Regions from separate parts of the Homo sapiens genome. Here region 1 is linked to region 2. A link is a loop called in an ENCODE intact Hi-C map of the cell type or tissue named here. Cell type or tissue: GM12878. All regions are shown on one strand. Each heading gives the region's core, and the rest is flanking DNA. Links, peaks and the distances in the headings are about the cores only. Region 1 overlaps DHRSX (dehydrogenase/reductase X-linked). Region 2 has its middle 330 kb from the start of DHRSX.

Region 1 (2,911 bases), core at 312-2,811, 58 kb after region 2:
CACCTCGTCCTCTTCCTCCTTTCTGCCTTATCCTCCTCCTGTTTTTCTCTCTATCCCTCTCTCTCCCTTCCTCTTCCTTTCTTTCTCCTCTTTCTCATTTTCTCCCTCTTCTTCCTCCTCCATCTTCTCCAACTTCTTCCTCCTCCTCCTCTTTCTCTTATCTTCTTCTTTTCCTCTATCTTTCTCTTCCTCTTCTCTCCTCCTTCTCTTTTCTTTCTGCCCTTCTTTCCTTTTCTCTATTCCTCCCTTTTTCCTCCTCCTTCATCTTCTCCTCCTTCTTCCTTCTCCTCCTTTTTCTCTTTCTATCCCTCTGTCTTCCTCCTTTTATTTTTTCTCCTTTTCCTCATCTTCCTTTTTCTCTCTCTCCCTTCCCTTCCTCCTCTTCCCCTTCCTCTTTCTCCTCCTCTCTCTCTGCCCCCTCTATTATCAATTTACAGTATAATCCAGCTTTTCCTAAAAAAAAACTAGACAACCTTCACACTACACCCTTCTGTTTCTAAAAGTCTTCCTCTGAATCGAAATCACTCTTGTTCACTTGTGTGAGGCTGGGGGATTCCTGAATGAACTTGTATCCACTTGTTTTGAAAACAACAACAACTAAAGCAACAGAACTTCCTTTAGGATTCATATAGAGCATTCATATGGAATTACCGAGAACTATCTTCTTTTGTCCACAGCCCCAAAGCTGGGGCTCAATCCCCTGCAGTCCTGGGGTCTGGGGTCCTCACGCTTAGCACTCAAGAGAATGGGCCAGAGAGCTTGTAAAAACAACTGCACCCCTGGTATTTCTAACTCAGTGGATCTTAGGAGGCCCAAGAATCAGCATTTTTTTTTATTTTTTATTATTTATTTATTTATTTGAGATGCCAGGGCTGGAGTGCAGTGGCATGATCTTGGCTCACTGCAACCTCCGCCTCCCAAGTTCAAGCAATTCTCCTGCCTCAGCCTCCCGAGTAGCTGGGATTACAGGTGCCTGCCACTACATCCAGCTAATTTTTTGTATTTTTAGTAGAGACAGGATTTCACCATGTTGGCCAGGCTGGTCTCGAACTCCTGACCTCATGATTCGCCCATGTCAGCCTCCAAAAGTGCTGAGATTACAGGCATGAGCCATCGTGCCCGACCCAAGAATCTGCATTTCTAACGAGCTCCCAGAGGCTGCTGGTCTCAGAGACCACGCTGGGAACCTCACTCATTCTAGCTTCTTATGCAGCTCTGCAAACTATACACCATGGGCAAAATTCAGCCTGTACCTGTTTCTGTACAGGCTACTAGCTAAGAATGGTTTTATACTCTTAAAGTGTTGTTAAGAAAAAGAAAGAAAGAAAGAAAGAAAGAAATATGCCAAAGAGACTAGAGGTGGCCCACGAAGACTAAGACACTTCCTATCTGGCCGACCTCCTGTGTAGAGCAAGGAACTGTGGCTTCGCGGCAGAATTTCATTATCTGCCGCTGTGCAGCTGTGGCTGACAGACGCTGTCTTCCACACATTCTCGGAATGATGAAGTGGGCTTGCTTGGTGACGCCTTGTGCAGGGAAATGAAAGTTGTCTTCTGAATACACAAGACGGTCCTGTAAATCATGCTCCCTGTGGCTTAAATAACACATCCTGTTTTATCTACAGCTTTTTTTTTTTTTTAAATGACAATCTTTAGAGACTGGCAAGAGGACAGAAGATGTATAAATGTGAACCCAAATCCAAGAACGCAGTGTGTTCCCTTTTAACAGACACAAGAGCATCTTTGAAGTTCCAGACGCCCGGCTGGGGGGCGCTGGGGAGACGGTGCAGCACCATTTATGGTAAAATCTGCATCAAGCCACTCTTGAGTCCTGGAGAGTGTTGGAGCTGCAAGCTACAGAAACCATTTCAACTTCATTCAGTCCAATGAATGTTTATTAAATGCTCACCCGTATTTTGCCAGCTCTTGGGGCAAAGGAAGAGAATTTCAGAAATAACCCCTGCTGCCCAGGAGCTTCCAATAGACATGGGCAGTGGGTGGATGGTGAGGCACAAGTGCAGGAAAAAAAAAAGATGAAACACACACAAAATAGAAGATAGAGTTTCAAGTGTACTAAATAGAGCCACAAGCAATATAGTCAGAGAGAGGAATGAATGGCTCATAATTACATAATTACACAGAGCTTTACAGTGGAGAAAATGGTTTCCCATATATTCTGTCGGCAATGTTCACAACACTCTTATGTGATATTATTATCCAGAATTAACAAATTAGAAAAATGAGAGGCATAGCAGGGAAGGAGAGGAGAAGGGAGCTGTTGCAGGAAATAGCCACTGCCTGATTCTTCCAGGGACCCCTCCCTCGTCATCTCCCTTCTTTCTCTGCTTTGCTATCATGAGCCCTGATCCATGCACACAGCTGGATCCATGCACATGCATTCAATATCTCCCTCCCTGCCTTCACCCATGCACACAGCCCTGATCCATGCACACAGCTGGCTCCATACACATGCATTCTGCAGCTGCCTCCCTGCCTGCATCCATGCACACAGCCCTGATCCACGCACACAGCTGGCTCCATGCATGTGCATTCAATATCTCCCTCCCTGCCTTCACCCATGCACACAGCCCTGATCCATGCACATGCATTCAATATTTCCCTCCCTGCCTTCATCCATGCACACAGCCCTGATCCATGCACACAGCCCAGATCCATGCACACAGCTAGACCCACACACACACATTCAGTACCTCCTTCCCTGCCTTCCAGGCACAGAGCCCTGATCCACGCACACAGCTGTTTTAGGTTTTTTGCAGTAGTATTCAGAACAGCAAAGATATGCAATCAACCTAAGTGTCTGTCAGCAGAGGACTGGCTAATATAAAGAAAGTACAGTATAGTATATACACACCATGGAATATTATGCAGTCATATCAAAGAATGAAATCATG
Region 2 (2,911 bases), core at 155-2,654:
TTAGCTTGCTTCATTCTTTCCCTTAAACTTTTATCTTAGGTTTGGGGGTACACGTGCAGGTTTGTTGTAGGTCAATTTGTGTCACCGCAGTTTGTTGTACAGATGATTCCATCACCCAGGTATTAAGCCCAGTACCAATAGTTATCTTTTCTGCCCCTCTCCCTCCTCCCACCCTCCACCCTCAAGTAGAGGTGTCTCTTGCTCCCTTCTTTGTGTTCATGAGTTCTCCTCATTTAGCTCCCACTTATTTATTTTTTTATTTTTTTGAGACGGAGTGTCACCCTGTCGCCCAGGCTGGAGTGCAATGGCGTGATCTTGGCTCACTGCAACGTCCGCCTCCCGGGTTCAAATGATTCTTCTGCCTCAGCCTCCCCAGTAGCTGGGATTACAGGTGCCTGCCACCACGCCCGGCTAATTTTTGTATTTTTAGTAGAGATAGGGTTTCACCATGTTGGCCAAGCTGCTCTCAAACTCCTGACCTCGTGATCCACCTGCCTCGGCCTCCCAAAATGCTGGGATTACAGGCCTGAGTGACCGCGCCCGGCCTAGCTCCCACTTATAAGTGACAAAGTGCAGTATTTGATTTTCTGTTACTGCATTAGTTTGCTAAGGGTGATGGCCTCGAGCTCCATCCATATTCCTGTAAAAGACATGATCTCATTCCTTTTTCACAGTTGCATACTATTCCATGCATGCCTGTAATTCCCAAGCATGTAGAAATATTACAACACGATCCAGCGGCATAAAATGTGGTTTGAACCCACCCCCATCCTTTGGTTTTTCTCTTTCCTCCCTTCCCTTAACCTCCTACTTTTAGTTTTTAGCGTGCCTCCTTCTGTTTCTTTTTTATTTTTTTTTTATTGAGACAGAGTCTTGCTCTGTCGCCCAGGCTGCAGTGCAGTGGTGCAATCTCGGCTCACTGCAAGCTCCGCCTCCCGGGTTCACACCATTCTCCTGCCTCAGCCTCTCCGAGTAGCTGGGACCACAGGTGCCCCCAACCGCGCCGGGTTTTTTTTTTTTGTTTTTTTTTTTTTTGTATTTTTAGTAGAGACGGGGTTTCACCGTGGTCTCGATCTCCTGACCTCGTGATCCGCCCGCCTCGGCCTCCCAAAGTGCTGGGATTACAAGCGTGAGCCACCGCGCCCGGCCTGTTTCTTGTATGCTAAGGTTTGCATTACAGCTGGGAAAGTGGAGAAGAGACAATGTTTCTCCTCCAACCGAGTAAACAAAATTACGGGGATTAGAATGTGCCTGCTAAGAGCTCAGTAAACGTCATCTAGTGGTTACTAAGTGACCAAACAGGAAGCTGGGTGTTCATGCAGTCATGCCTGGATTCACTCACACTGCAGCCGCTGGTAGGGACAGACACAGCAGGGTTGGGACAGATTTGGTGGAAGAAATCATAAGCTAAAGAGAAACCCTGGCGTGCAAAACAATCCTTCCTGGCCGGGTGCGGTGGCTCACGCCTGTAATCCCAGCACTTTGGGAGGCCGAGGCGGGCGGATCACAAGGTCAGGAGTTCAAGACCAGCCTGCCCAATATGGTAAAACCCCGTCTCTACTAAAAAAAAAAAAAAAAAAAAAAAATCGCCAGGCGTGGTGGCGGATGCCTGTCGTCCCAGCTACTCGGGAGGCTGAGGCAGGAGAATCGCTTGAACCCGGGAAGCGGAGGTTGTAGTGAGCTGAGATCGGCCCACTGCACTCCAGCCTGGGAGACAGAGCAAGACTCTGTCGGAAAAAAAAAACAAAAACAAAAACAAAAAAACCATTCCTTCCTGGTAGCAGGCCTCATTCATCAGCAGCCCATAAAGGACTCTACTGACTTTTTGTCCTAGGTTAACTACAACCTGTGTCCCAGAAACTGCAGAGAGGCTCCCTTCAGGGTTCCCACGCTCATCCACATACACATACACTCACGCATGCACACGGCTATTCACACTCGTGCATACACATATACATATACATTGCAGGTGTGCACAGGTTTTCACACGCATCTGCACACGCACGCATGCAGCTAAAAGCATATGTGCATTTTACACACGCACACATGCATTCACGCACACATGAGGCATTTGCACACGTGCACGGGTGCACTCTGTGGTCTCTGCCCTTCCTCTCGGCACTGCTTCTCCTTCATGGATCCCTTCCTTTTGTGATTTCAAGAAAGCCTCTTTGGAGAAGGTCTTCCACTCCAACACCAACCTGTCAACCAAAATCCTGCCCCGTGTCGGCAGCACGGCCTTTGTAGATTGCATGCTGGGTCCAAATCACATTCTATGTTGTTTTCAGCAGTGCTCCCCTCGATGTGTGCCACAGCCCTCATCAAGAGGAGTCCAGAGCTGTCGTCATCAGCGCTACGATGCTGATCCTGTCTTTGTCCTCTATTCTCCTCTTTGCATACACAGCCAGCTCATCTACCGAAATGAGAACTCTTGTGTGTCAGGGTCTAAGTGTTTCTCCTCTTTGCAGCCCTGCTTCCACTGAAACCCAGGCATACACATGCATGTACAGATACACTCACACCTGCATGTACACACGTGCGTATACATGCATTGCACACATCGATTCACACATAGGTATGTACACCCATGCACATACACACTGCATATATGTGCAGATTTTCACACATACATGAGGCATCTGCACACGTGCACAGGTGCACTCAGTTTTTCACACTCATGCACACGCAGGCACACATGCATGCACACATATGCACATACATCAATAAATGCATAGCCCACACACATATTTACACATGCACGAAGCATTCTCATACCCATGAATACACGTTCATACATGCACACACAAGCATCCACTCAAGTACACATATTCACACATGCATGTACACACATGCACAGAAACACACATACATGATACACATGCAACCCTTTCACAGTGCATGCACGGTGCAC

Evidence for each region. Peaks named below come from ENCODE experiments on the same cell type or tissue, not always from the same donor. Only the 100,000 strongest peaks of a DNase experiment are listed, where the experiment ranks them.
Region 1: a loop joins it to region 2, with 5 times the contacts of the local background. A loop is called at or near these places in 1 of 110 quality-filtered maps.

What each region holds. Positions count from the first base shown.
Region 1 is chrX:2,231,747-2,234,657 of GRCh38, forward strand. All of the region lies in intron 6 of DHRSX (dehydrogenase/reductase X-linked), which reads right to left. Among named protein-coding and RNA genes, the nearest start is that of DHRSX, 270 kb to the right of the region's middle. In GM12878, for the core only: a CTCF peak has its summit at 1,742; a DNase peak (open chromatin) is centred at 1,515; H3K27ac peaks cover 975 bases.
Region 2 is chrX:2,173,567-2,176,477 of GRCh38, forward strand. No RefSeq gene overlaps it. Among named protein-coding and RNA genes, the nearest start is that of DHRSX, 330 kb to the right of the region's middle. In GM12878, for the core only: no CTCF peak of the experiment used is centred there; a DNase peak (open chromatin) is centred at 1,295; H3K27ac peaks cover 599 bases.